Regions from separate parts of the Homo sapiens genome. Here regions 1 and 2 are each linked to region 3. A link is a contact called in ENCODE Hi-C or POLR2A ChIA-PET data. All regions are on one chromosome and are shown on one strand. Each heading gives the region's core, a stretch centred on a gene start or an enhancer-like site at or near the end of the contact. The rest is flanking DNA. Distances are from core to core; before and after follow the strand shown. Region 1 overlaps PLCB1 (phospholipase C beta 1). Region 2 holds the start of PLCB1-IT1 (PLCB1 intronic transcript 1). Region 3 overlaps PLCB1 (phospholipase C beta 1).

Region 1 (4,658 bases), core at 1,854-4,353, 180 kb after region 3:
ACAAAGGAGATGTGAATAAGGAATAACTGGGGAAATGTCACCTTCAGTAAAGTGGGTTTAAAACAAGGTTTAGGAGAGGTGGACAAAGGCTTCATCACAGTACCCACTCACAGTCAGACTGAAATCATATAGAGAAGGTGAGTGACAAAGCACCTCAGTGGTGAGCCACGCACAAGAGGACACATTTGGGAGAATGTCCCTGGTAAGGGGGAGAATAGGAGGTATCTGCCACTAGTTGTGGCATGTCAAAGAAGTGGGTTGACACCACTATTTTGGTTTTGGTTTGCCCAGGGTTCTGAATGCTCTATAATGAATAGACTTAGAGCTCCATGTACTTGAGTTTCTATATAGGCACCGCAGATGTCAAATATTTTTATGTTCATCTATAGCAAGAGAAATACTCTGAATTTCTCCCTCTTATGCTATATCATTTTTGTGTACTCTTATAAGATATCTTTAAATATGAGGATTTGTGGGGCCTTTTCTCTGACCTTTTTGAGGGGAAGGATCTTCTACTTCCCAGGAAACTACCTTTGGTTGAGTGGACACCATGAGTCACGATCAGGTTTCTATTTCTACTCAACCATACCCACTTTCTATCTTTACTTAGAATCGTATTTTTAAACTCAAATTCATCTCTGAACTCTGCCTCTGTTTTAGAAGTCCTCTTTAAACTGTGGAGACCAAAACAGAACACAACACATTCTACTTTAGCTTTGTGGAAGAGAATTACAGAATTCCAGCATGGTTTCAGATTGAGGTTTGTTTCTAGCTTCAGGAGTGAATATTGCAGCCTTGTACTCAGTCTGAGATCCACAATGACCATAGCATTTGAGCTATGTTTTCCCTATCCTAAAATTTTATATTGCCCAATAGCTTTGCTAAATTCATTCTGTGAATAGAAGTCCATGCACAAAGTATGATGGGTGCTTTCAATTATAAAGACTCCCTAAGTAAAAAACATACAGTTTACATAAAACTTTGCCAAGGACTCCCAAATATGGCAGTTCTTCAACTGTGAGAGCCTTCCAATTTTTCTGAACTCATGTCCCCATGTCCTATAATCATATAAAATGTCAAAAGGATCCTAAAATATCAGCTAATTTTAACAAACTCCTCAACATCATATAAATAGGCTTTTTAAATGAAAAGCATAAAAAGAAAGAAAGCGCAAAACTGAATTACTGAATGATGTGGGTATCATCAAATTAGGGTATCATCCAATTAACTCTGCATAAAGTAGATTTCTCTCTTACGATGTGTGTACTGCTCCCTGCTGTGAATTAAATATATATATAAATATATATACATACATATAAAACTTAAATTATGGCAGATTGTCTAATATTTAGCCCTACTTCAGCACTTTTCAAAGATCTCTAAGGCTGCCTTCTGAGGCTGATTTACTTGTGCAAGTTTTGGATCTGAGCCCAGAACACTTGGTCTGTATAACCAAAACAATACTGATGGTCACGGAGCACCTGATGAACACAAATTTGTCAAGACGTACAAAAACTCTAAATGTTCACAACCTAGCCTTAGCCTCAAACTAGGACTGTTGTGAGAGAATTCCAAACAAATTGCATACTCTCTGGCTGTCGTGCTCCAAGAGGGACGGGGGCTGCGAAATGTCAGCTATTTGAAGGGAAAAAACTGGCCCCCACCACCTTCCAAAAACATACTATGGCTTCTGATTGGCTGCAATTCAAAGCTGTCCTCTGGCTTGCGAGGCGACATGATGTTGCCGTCTCTAATCCCTCAACAGACTACAAAGATGCTCCCCAAGCATCCTAGCTTCAAAGCCTTCCAAGAATCTGTTTGAACTTTTTTTTTTCTCTGTTAGCTACTTAAGTTTTCAGGTTTTTACGGCCTTTTGAGATTAACAAATCGATTCCGAAATTTAAGAAGCAGATACATCTGAGTGGGTGCTTATGGGTTGGCTTTTATTTATAGTGTGGTGGAAGGTGGGAGGAGAAAGGTCTGATGGGAGCTTTCAGAAGGTCAAGAGATCAGAACAACAAAATAATCTTCTCAGTGGCCTCAAATTCACATGGTAAACACACAGCTTCTGCATTCAGCCTGTCTATGTAAATCAGACTCTGTCCTGAAAAAGTAGCTGTGGAGCTGAGAAGGAAAAGGACTTTTTCAGCCAGTAGCACACAAAGGAATTAGATGGTGGGAAACCTATTTCAGCAATAACTGCACCATTTTCCATTTAGTTTGGACTTTTGTCTGTCTTGCCCTCCACAGCCACACCTCAAGCAAGAAAGTGCAAACAGTCCCCGCAAATAACTTCAGGAGTAGCACTTAGATCCTTTTTATATTTGAGAGTGAAAAAAGAAGGCAAAATAGCACACACCCCCAAAACTATCATCCCAAACTCCACGATTCCTTATGGGCAACTCGCAGGCCACATCAGAGGATATTATCACATGAAAAAAGAATGAGGTGACATTAGGTCTTGAAATAAAAGACATTAGTTCTAAATGGAGGAAAAGCAAGTCTGCAAAATGCAGTAGTAGGCATAGTTCAGTAGCCTTTTAATGAATGAAGACACAGGGTATTGGGCTGTTCTTGCATTGCTATGAAGAAATACCTGAGACAGGGTAATTTATAAAGAAAATGTTTAATTGGCTCTGCAGCCGGTACAGAAAGCATAACACAGATGTCTGCTTCTGAGGAGGCCTCAGGAAGGTTACAATCATGGCAGAAGGCAAAGGGGGAGGAGGGGTCTCGCATGGTGGGAGCAGGAGCAAAAGAGAAAGAGCCAGGCGCCACACTTTTAAATAGGCAGATCTCCTGAGAAGTCAATCACTGTCGTGAGGACAGCACTAAGAGGATGGCGCTAAACCATTCATGAGAAATCCGCTTCCATGATCCCATCACCTTCCACCAGGCCCCACCTCCAATACTGGGGATTACAGTTCAACAGGAGATTTGTGCAGCGACACAGATCCAAACTATGTTACATAGCTACTTTCATCAGCATATATATAATACCCATTTCAGTTGTGGTTTGTAAATCAGTCCCAAAGCTGGAAGCTTACGTGTAAGACTGCTCTTTACCTCAACCTCCTTTGTTTCGCTTTTGCTTTTTAGTCACCTTAATCAGGAGGGTTTGTAAACACATTTTCTATTGTCCCTGCTTTGGTCTAATATTTAAGGATTAAAGTATAACAGAACTGCTAGTTGTGACACTAAATTAGACTAGGACTCTCTGCCCTGTCGGAAAATGACGTTATTTGTATTTCCTTGCTAAATGCTGGAAAGTAACCGCATTACTGGGGAGAACTTCCTCCAAAAGAATCATGAACAATCTGCTTACATGCTTACAATCTGCTTACAAGTCATACAAGATAAGCAAGATCTAATTTTTAAATTCTAAGCATTCTTTTTATATTTCATGACAATTTGTGATAATGCAAACTTAATCATGTTACTCTTATGAAGACACACACACACACACCACCACCACCACCACCATTTCCCTTATTTCCACCTTGCTTAAATTCTTCATTGGCTTCTTATTGCATTTCAGATGTAACAAAAAATGCACAACAGAGCAAGCTTTATTCTGACCCCTGTTCTGGCTTTACCTTTGACCAAACTTCACCTTGTGTTCTGGGCTCAGCCACTGGGCCTTATAACTTCAACAACTCTAACTTGCTCTGCTACCTCCTGCTGCAGGGCCTTTGTATGTCTCTGATTTCAAAGCTCTTCCTCCCAGCCCACTTCCTACCCCCATTACTTTGGATAATTAGTTCTTACTCACCTTTGGAGCTAAGATCACTTCCCAGTGAGCTTTTCCCTGAAGACCCTGGTCACTGCCAGCCACCATCAGACTGAATCATGTCCTTCTGTATTCACCCTTCGCATTTTGGAAAAGCACAGGCATTCCTGCCATTATCTAATGGACATTTTTTTCTTGATCCACTAGACCTTAAGCTTCACAAAAGCAACTATGAAACATAATGCTCTTGTTTACCACTTTAGCCTTCAGGGTAACACCAGGCCCCCAAAATTCTTGGATGAATTAGTGAACACACTTTTTGTCACCATCAAGCTTTGAGACAATAGAGTTGTGAAGACTCAGAAGGAAACATGGTGTGCAATCTCAAAGGTACCTGAAGAGGCTTGAATGAAGTGGCCATTCACAAAGACAGGAGTGGAGGAAGAGAACTCAGGAAGGAAGAAACTTTGTTTTCCTTCATACAGATTTGCAAAGAAAAAAAAAATCTACAATGTCAACTTTTGATATAGCTTTCATGGTAACGAAGGTGAAAATTTAAATGTTCACATACTTTGATTCTGCATTTTCACATGTAAATTCTAAAATATGTAGTAGAATGTTCTTTGGGAGTCTCTGCATGTGGAGTGCAACTGGAACTTCAAAGTGCTCTAAATGTCCTTCGAGAGGCAAATAAATAATGGCATACTCATGCAAGGGTATATCATTCAGCCATCAGCAGTGAACAATGCTTTTGGCCAAGGTCTGAAGTTGTAGAGATGTTTCATCTTTTGCGTTTTGTATGCCTACGTGGCTTGTGTTTTCTCTAATTTTATATTGCTTTTAAAATTATAAATCTCAGTAACAATTAAGAAGAATCACTATGACTAAACCATTTCATTTTATAAATGGTAACAAAGTGACTCAGAGA
Region 2 (4,379 bases), core at 123-2,622, 150 kb after region 3:
CTAATTCTCCACTAAATGTACTAAGTCAGGAATTGAAGTGAGTTGGCCTGCCTGTTAATACTTTGCACCTAAAACAATGACAGTAAATCTCTGGCAACAGGCTTGAGCCTCAGTTCCTCAGGCTTCTAACCCACCATCCTCATGGTCATAAATTTTGAATGGGTAACATTGGAAGCATGAATAATTAGGGGAGGGCACAGCTAATATGCTCAGTCACATCAGAGAAATGGCACAGTGAGTGATCTGCCAGTAATCAAAAGAAACAAATTGAGACTCAGGGCCTTCTGCTTATGGGGCTCACTGGGGTCACACACAGCGACAGACTGTCTCATCTTTGCTGCTTCAGACAGACAGACACGAAGACATGGCTTTAATGACAGCTCAGATTTCAGAGTGGACGTGACCTAAAATCACCAGGAAGCACAGAGCAAAGGGAAAGTGAGTTGTCCATCTATGATACTTTCTGTCGATCACAATAAGAGTTAAAGGATGCTACATCATTCCAATAGTCTTCATAATTAATTTTGGAATCTTGCCACCATTCATGATTTAAGGGTTCCAGTTCTCATGTAGCTTCAGGCAAAGTTTTCTTTCCAATTACTTCCAATGATGGACAGGCCTTTACCCACACAAGGATAATGTGAGAATGATAACAAGTCATGAATTACCGATGAAGTGTTTTATTAACTTACCTCGAAAATATTTAAAATTGCTTATTAGCAATTTCTAATCTCTCAAGAGACCCCAAAATGAGGCACATTAGAAATAATTACACCTTAAAATAGATCATCTTTTCACAAATATAAATGCCTTTTTAAAGACGTCAAAGACCACTAACAGCGTTTTGGAAATCTTCTATTTAAATAACTCTATTTCTTATGTAAATCGAACACTTGGATTTTTTAAATTACATTTCCTTAGTTAAAAACTACAGTTGACGATTTATGCAACCAAAATATTTCATTTTGATTTTCAGAAATATCCATGCAAGTCTTAGGATTTCATTTCCCCAGAAGAGAATTTCAGAATTCCTTCTAAATTCTGAAATCTCCTGAAACTTCCTTTGCTTTCTTTTTAAGTTGGTCTTTCCTAAAATCTCGAGTTAAAATGAAAAGACCATACCTCTTTAGAAGTAAATCTCTCAGCTTATCCATTCATTTAGGAGGAATAGTCCTATATAGCCTGAAAACTAATCACCAATTATTCCCTTCTACGGGGATAATATTAAAGCTGATTCTTGCATACCACCTTCCTTCACCTACTAATACTCTAATCAAATACTCACAGCCACATTCAGATTGTGAATCTTCTGGCAAAAGATTAACTGGGGAAGGTTGAAGCAGATCTTTTGGGTATTTGGTCTTCAAAGATAGACTCGTTTCTCTGGACTGATACTGCTTTAGTAGCTGCTTACAAAAATAACACATGAATTTTGACCTCAGTAGTAGACCTGCCCTTCCCGTCAGAAGGCCACCATTTTAACAAAAGATGTGTTTTGCTGGTGCCTATAAAACCCAAGAGGACGTAGCAGATACTGCTGCTGCCACCAGAGTTGCCACCTCTGTCCCTTTTGCAGGGTCTGTGCTCCCATTCCCAGCTTTTACATGCTTTATTTCCAACTGCAGCCTTCTTCAGAAGGCTGAGAATGGAAATGGTAATCTGGATGGCAACAGAAGATACTGCTGCAGCAGTATCTGTAGCAGCCTTCTTCAGAAATTTCTCTTTTGCTACTGCAACTGCCCTAACACTATGGAGAGCTGGAAGTGCTTGGGAGGTGATAGCCCACCCAGGAGGGCCCATAGCCAGTGACAGATGGATGAAGGAATGTAAAAGCCAAGCTACCTTGCCTCCAGGCAGGACATACTCTGAGGTGCTATTTATGTTCCAGAGTACTCTATGAGGTCATGAAGAGGCTGGAACTTCACCTGAAATGGAACCCAGATGTGTCTTCTTTCCCTTCCTTGGCCTGCTCCTCTGCCAGTCTCTCCTGAGATGCTTCCCTAATAAATCCCCTGCACATAATCCTCATTTCAAGGTCTGTTTCTGGGGAACACAATCTAGGACAGAGGACTAGTTTATCAGCTGGTCAGCCCCAAGAAAGAGAGGAAGTGAAAGAAGAAGAAGGATAATTTTATACAGCACTTACTCCTTCCAGACCCTGCCCTAGGCATTCTGTATGGATTATCTCATTGGCTCTTACCCAAGGGTAATATAGGTGCAATCTGGACACTTGAAAGAAAACCCTAAAGCTAAGATGAAGAAACACAAGGACGTCTGCACAAGTGGTCCTTTGTCATTTAGTCACCACTCCTGATCTGACTTGAGAGGGTCATTTCCTATGCTGCCCTTGCTTTTGAGAGTAAAAAAATATTGAGCATTTACTACTATGTTCCAGGTATTAGGCAAAAGTGTGTGTGTGTGTGTGTGTGTGTGTTTGCGTGTATGTGTGTGTGTGTGCTGTATTAAATTGTCTAAGTTCACTCATGTTATTTATAAATGGTGGCACTGGAATTTGAATCTTAGCCTGGCCAATTCTTAAATTCATGTTTTCATTTACTATATGTGAATTAAAAAATAAAGCAACATTCACTAAGCTCCTAATTTAAGATGGTTTTCTAAAGCTCCTTCATTTAACCATTTAAAATTTCTAATGATTTCTAAAGATACCCTCATTTCTATGTCACTAGGCCTTCAAGAAGAAATGATATGTTGAATGAATGAGTTAGAGAATATGTCATTTTAAGCTGTATAAAGAAAAAAAGAGAAATCTGAAAATCAAATTGGATAATTCATATGGCTGAGGGCCAAGAAATAAGAAACCCATGCATCTCAGGTGATGAACCCTTTATGAAACTGATAGATATTTCCTATGCCTCAGTTTACTCATCTGATAAATGTCTTTTCTTGGCACAATAGGGCAAAGGTTTTGGGAACTGATAGTATTGAGAGAGGATGCTAAAGGTGTAGGAAGTGTGGTAATATTGAGAATATGACAGTGCTCCTTGGAAAATGCAATTCACAAGTATTGTAAGCCATCTGTATTAAAGAATTAGTTTTGATACCTTGATTATCTAGCCAAACAGACCTGCTGCTGTGGAAAACCACAGTATAATATCCTGTCTTCTGGCTACCTGAGAAATAGAGATTAAAATCATTGCAGACATAAGGACTTCAAGAGCATGAGGGTAGCTCTAAAGAGTGGAAAGATTCAGTTCAGCTTAGTCATTCAGAGGAAGCAAATCCTCATCTCAGAAAAAAATTCCCCGAGAAAAGAAAACCAGCCATTTGCAAATTAAAAGATAAAAACTATGTACAAGGTATTCTCAGCAGAAACACATATGCACACACATACTTACATAGTAATAATAAAAAATCAGTGTCCAGGCTCTATGGGATGAATTAAATAAGGTAGTAAGAAAATTTATTTTGCTTTGCTTCCTACACTGAATGAAATAGCTGCAATTATTCCTCAACCTCTTTCTTTGCCTTCTGCTATGTGTCCTGGTAGTAATTCCCATCAGGTGGTTGAACCTGAGATCACTTTGTGACTTGCTTTAACAGAAAATGTGGTGGAAACCATGCTGTGTCAGTTCTAACAACAGGCCTCAAGAATTCTTGCATGTTTCTACATTCTCTCTTGAAACCATACCCCTACATGTGCATAAGCCTGAAAAGGCCTGCTGGAGGATAAGCGCTTTATGGCTCAATTGCCCCTATTTTCATAGCTGAAGTCAATCTTCAGAGCAAAGCAACCTAGCTGACTCAGCAGCTTATCATAGATGCTTGAATGAGCCCAGATGCAACAGAAGAACCCTGCTGCTAAGCCCTTACCAGATGATCACATAATCAGAGCCTAAATATGTAGTTGTAATTTCAAATCACTACATTTTGGGATGGCTTTTGCACAAAAATAGCTATCTGATGCATGTCTTTTGTGTTTTAAATTTTAGTATTTTTTATGATTGGCAATGTAATGAGATCATTCTCCTATAAACCACCCTATTTCATGTTACCAATGAATGCTCATGTACAAAATAAAAGGTACGGTGAACATCATATTTGAGAAGTAATATTGCATGGTAGATAAAAATCACAGACACTCAAATGGAAAATCCAGGATTTGAATCTGAGGTCTCCTGCTGATTTTGTGAAAATTATTTCAATTTTTTCTTAATTCCCTCATTTGGAAAGAGTTAAAAGAATAATACTACACAGTACCACATTTCGTTATTGTAAATATTAAATAAATACATGAAAAGACCTTAGAACAGTGCCTCACCTACAGCAAGTACTAAACACAAACAAATTTGATTGTTAACAATGGCAATGCTCTTTCCATCATACCAAACGCATACACTCTTACATATAGTCTTTTTGAT
Region 3 (4,540 bases), core at 1,344-3,843:
AAATGAGGAAGAAACCTGTGATAATGGATTGAATTAGATCTATTTGGATCTGTAATCTCACTGCTAGGATTACAATTTGAGGCATTACCAAAGAATAAAAACGCCAAATGAAGAAGAGATATCTGCTTCAGATTTACCTATAATAGCAAAAATAAAACAGAAATTGTCTACTCAAAAGTAAATAGTAAGTAGTTAATATGATTTCCAATCAATGCATTATTATTCAGCTATACAACTGATAAATATTAAAAATATTTAGAATCATGGCCATGCTTACAGTGTCATGTTAGATGAGAAAACTTTAATATGTTACGTATGCAAATATATAGATGAACACAGTTTGATCTTTGGGAAAATAAACAGACGATTGTGTATATCTGGAATTACTAAACCACGAAGGCAACTTATTTAGTTGAATTTTTTTCAAAGCAACTTTTTGTGTTAACAGTAGCATCAGATGTTGACAAAATTAAAGACTCACTTGCTGTTACTCTTCCCACCTTGTTTTTCAACTGGACTGAGCAACTTCCCATTTTTTTGAAATTGAACCTTTATTAAGGCAATAATTCAGGACTGGCCTCTAAAATAATTGGTTTTTCTCTTCTCAATCATACAACCGAATAATTTATTTAAGGCCAAGGACACATAATTCTAGTGTTGCAGTGTAGTGCTAGGATTAATAGTGCATGAAATTTTTGCCACATGCAACTAATACCAACTAATGCCATTAAAGCAATATGTTTTGGTTGGATTAAAAGAAATATTTTGAATCCCCTTGGATCCACCACAGATTGAATTTCTGTCCTTGAGTGAACGTTGCCACACCTTATTAATTGAGGTAAAGATGCCATCAACACAGTCAGATGATACTTCTGAACTTTCAGCTCCCCACTTCTGTAGTTATATGGTTTTAGATATATGATTTATTATCTAACATCTTGTTGCCAGAGAAACAAGCTCAACTTACAAAAGTAAGGCATGATTCAGCTCAATATATTACTTTTCTGTTACAACTTTGTAGTTTCTCTGTTTACAATCTAAACAGGGCATGAATATTAGTAAATTACAAGCCGAATATTTGAGGGACATGATTAAAAGAAGCTTGATGAGTTTCCAGACACTTGGAAGAGTTGTAAGCATTTACCAGGAATAATTTAGAATAACATGGTACAGTTAAGTATCAGGGGAAAATATATTTACAGAGAAGAGTATCCATCTATTATGACTTTCTATATTTTATAGTCTAGAATAACAATTTGTTTTTTTTTTAAAATGGGAAAAACAGATTTCTAGTCACACCTTCACAGTATTTCAAATGCTCTACAGTATCCTTCAAATAAATTATTTGACTTAAGAATTCTCAACTCAAACCATGAAATTTTGAGCAGCTAAGCATAAAATTAAATACTGAGTCTAGTTCGCTATTACTTACACAATTTATTCTTTAACATACTTTCTCAAAGTTTTATAAACCACCAACTCATGTGAAATATCCCACTCAATCATCTATTTTTATTTTAGATATTCTAAGAGCTATTCCTTTTCAATATTATGTATAGATAATTTATTTGAAAGCATTATTGACTTTAAAATTGTGTAAACTTAAAATTTAATTTTCCTTATTCAGCCATTCCACATTCTTTGGTATATGTGTAGGACAGAACTAATATAAGAGATCTTAAATTAATTTTATTTAGATTTTCATCTGGTATCCATAAGTAATAATATGTAGACAATGCCTTCTAAAGAATCTTTAATCTTCAAACAAAATTGCAAGCAAATTGATTAATAGAGAAGCATGTTTCAGAGACCCATAAAATAAAATAAATGTCTCATTAACTACTGCTTTCGACAGTAGAGATTTATCTATGGCAAAAATAATAAAGTCAATAGGTGTTCAATTTCCCATATTGTTTGTATGTACCTCAACCAAGGAAACTTCTTTTTAAACTCTTACTAAATTTATTTATACTAAGGTACTATAAGAATCAAGGAAAATGTAATTCATGCACAGATACAAAATGACTAATTTCAACTAAAGAGAGTCAAATTTAATTTTTAATTAACATTCATAGAAAGAAAAATTGTGTTTGCTAAACAATTTTAACCAGGTATTACAAATCTTGAAATAGTCTAGGAAGAAACGATTTAATTTAAAAGTTTAACATGACCTTACTATTTTTGAAATATGAGTGATGCTCAAAGCTTTTGAAAAATATTGTTAAAGATACCATTAAAAGTGAAAACTTTGCCAGATAGAAGCCTATATACTATAGATGGCAAATGCAAATACCTAAAGAAAAACATTGAGAATATGGATGATGCAACCAAGAGTTTAACTTGTCAAATAATGGCACAGCTTCAAGCCTATTAAACATATGCACTAATGGCCTATAGTTTTAAGGATAACAGTAACTACAACTTACAGATCCCCTATTATGAAATATATGTTATGGCCTTTAGTCCTCACAATAACCCTGAGAAATAGTACTATTAACTTCATTTTATGGATGAAGAAAGCAAGACATGAAGTTAAGCAACTTGATTGTGACCACATGAGTAATACTGGTGGAGCCTCTTAACCACTGCTGTTCCCCAGTGTGAGGATACAGAAGCAAAGCCTCACTTTCAGGGCATAAAAGTCAACTCCCATGAACCAGAGAATCATCAGACTTCTTTCTTTCTGCACACACACACCAGGAACCGAAAAGAAACTATGACTATTAAAAGTTATTGCTCCCTAAGTAAGTTCTACCACTTTTAATCTAACCTCAATTCAAGGTTTACCTTGACTTAAAATCCTTCCACAAAGGCCAAGTAGTACCAATTTTATATAAGTCATAAGATGTGAAACCATAGAAAAATAGGCTCTAGAAATAGTTAAGAGTGGACAGAGAATCTCACTCTAGTGGTACACTAGGCATTAGGCTTGTCTAAATGCCAGCATAGATTCCAGGTGCTATGGGAATAAATGAAATTCTTGTGTTTTGAGTAATATGTGGGCAATGCTGATGGTTTTCTGTCATAAGGTCTCAAATTAAAAAAATTAATTAGGTGGGAAGAATGCAAATAGTAAACTTTAAAATTCAAAACATCATAATATAATACAAGACAAAATTCAACATTATATTAATATTATCAAGATATATGAAAAAGGCCTTTCTGGTTTAGATCACCTAAGAACCTGTTCTCTAAACATCTTTAATAGGATCTGCACTACTGTGAAGACAAGCATCACTCATAAACTGGTGTTCTAGTTTATTAAGTGTGGTTAACTTCATAATAAATGGCTTTTAGAACATTTATATTAATCCTATGAGATGCTTGTGACCAAGAGACCCATAGTTAAAGAAAAAAGAAAGAAGTGACACTAACCCATGTCCAACACATCAAAAGCTGTGAGAAATCCTGCAATAAAGGAACCCTTAGCATTTCCCAAACTTATTTGACCAGTCACCCAGGCCGGAGTGCAGTGGTGCAATCACAGTTCACTGCAGCCTTGAACTCTGGACTCAAGAAATCCTCCCGCCTCAGCCTATACTGAGTAGCTGGGAGTATAGGCAGGCATGCACCACTGCATCCACCTATATTTTTTTTAAGAGATAGGGCTTTGGGTCTCAAACTCCTGGCCTCAAGCAATCCTCCTGCTTCGGCCTTCCAAAGTGCTGGTATTACAGATGTGAGCCACCACACCTAGATGACATTTTTATAGCATCTATTAGTATTCCAAGGAACTCACTTGGAGAAACAGTGAGTTTTGGTTTTGATAAAGTATTCTATATACCTGAGGAAAAAAAAATACAATAACTGTTCACAGAGCTATGCCCATTCATGGCAGGCAGTGATGAGCAAATTCTTCTCTCAAGCCCTCTGTTCTTACCTGAAATCAGTAATTCTTGGGTATAAATATAAAAATCAAGCAGCATTTGAGTACAGAAGTACCAGGTGGCATAGAGAAAATGTATTAGGTGTGTGAGGAGAATTTTCTGATCTTTTAATCTCAGTGGTCTTGTCTCACCTTTAAACACCAACAAACATACTGTCTAATTAGTTAGGTTATTCCATCTTCTTGAAATCTCTATGGACATTAATTTCAGGAGTTCCGGAAAACTTTATTTCATCATTAACAAATATCTGTTAAGTGGCAAATATGTTACTATCTTAATTGCCACTTTTCACATAAGATAAATGCCATAGATAGGAATTCTTTCATCTACGAAAATACCTACTATGGGTCATGTATCACATCCAAAGGCAGTGATATAGGATTTCACTTTTTTATGGTACATTGAAGGAATTTAAGAATTTTCAGCCATTTCCCATTCAAAGAAGACAAAACACAAATTTCTCAGAATAAACTGGTATACATTCCTAAGTTCCTTCCACTCTACCCAACTTACTCACAAATTGATATTACTATATCACACATTATGGCTGGCAAATCCATTTGAGAGATGTATATCATTTAGTTCTCCCAATAGCTCCATGATGGATACAAATATTACCTTTAGTCCCCAGGGATCATCCTGCTTGTCTCTTT

What was found. Hi-C counts contacts between places; a loop is a spot of excess contacts on that map. ChIA-PET counts read pairs that join two places held with the same protein, here RNA polymerase II (POLR2A). Pooled maps may share reads with other maps.
Region 1: a map of GM12878 shows a loop between it and region 3 (2.7-fold over the local background). The contact joins two enhancer-like sites. A Hi-C loop is called at or near these places in 3 of 168 maps with a recorded cell type or tissue (GM12878, IMR-90 and chondrocyte), 29 of 37 single-sample maps with no recorded cell type and 12 of 50 pooled maps. POLR2A ChIA-PET finds 5 or more read pairs at or near these places in 2 of 52 experiments (BJ and K562).
Region 2: a map of HepG2 shows a loop between it and region 3 (2.6-fold over the local background). The contact joins the promoter of PLCB1-IT1 here to the enhancer-like site in region 3. A Hi-C loop is called at or near these places in 2 of 168 maps with a recorded cell type or tissue (HepG2 and heart left ventricle). POLR2A ChIA-PET finds 5 or more read pairs at or near these places in 1 of 52 experiments (activated CD4-positive, alpha-beta T cell).

The regions. Positions count from the first base shown.
Region 1 is chr20:8,212,501-8,217,158 of GRCh38, reverse strand. All of the region lies in intron 2 of PLCB1 (phospholipase C beta 1), which reads right to left. Among named protein-coding and RNA genes, the nearest start is that of PLCB1-IT1, 34 kb to the left of the region's middle. RefSeq lists an enhancer at 3,120-3,169. Within about 2 kb of position 3,103, at least 5 of the 41 ENCODE cell types and tissues checked have a DNase peak (open chromatin) inside an H3K27ac peak, as active enhancers do.
Region 2 is chr20:8,245,697-8,250,075 of GRCh38, reverse strand. It overlaps PLCB1-IT1 (PLCB1 intronic transcript 1), which reads right to left and starts at 1,372. Exons shown (of 2, transcript NR_046809.1): 1 at 1,286-1,372; 2 at 334-619. All of the region lies in intron 2 of PLCB1 (phospholipase C beta 1), which reads right to left.
Region 3 is chr20:8,392,549-8,397,088 of GRCh38, reverse strand. All of the region lies in intron 3 of PLCB1 (phospholipase C beta 1), which reads right to left. Among named protein-coding and RNA genes, the nearest start is that of PLCB1-IT1, 150 kb to the right of the region's middle. Within about 2 kb of position 2,593, at least 2 of the 41 ENCODE cell types and tissues checked have a DNase peak (open chromatin) inside an H3K27ac peak, as active enhancers do.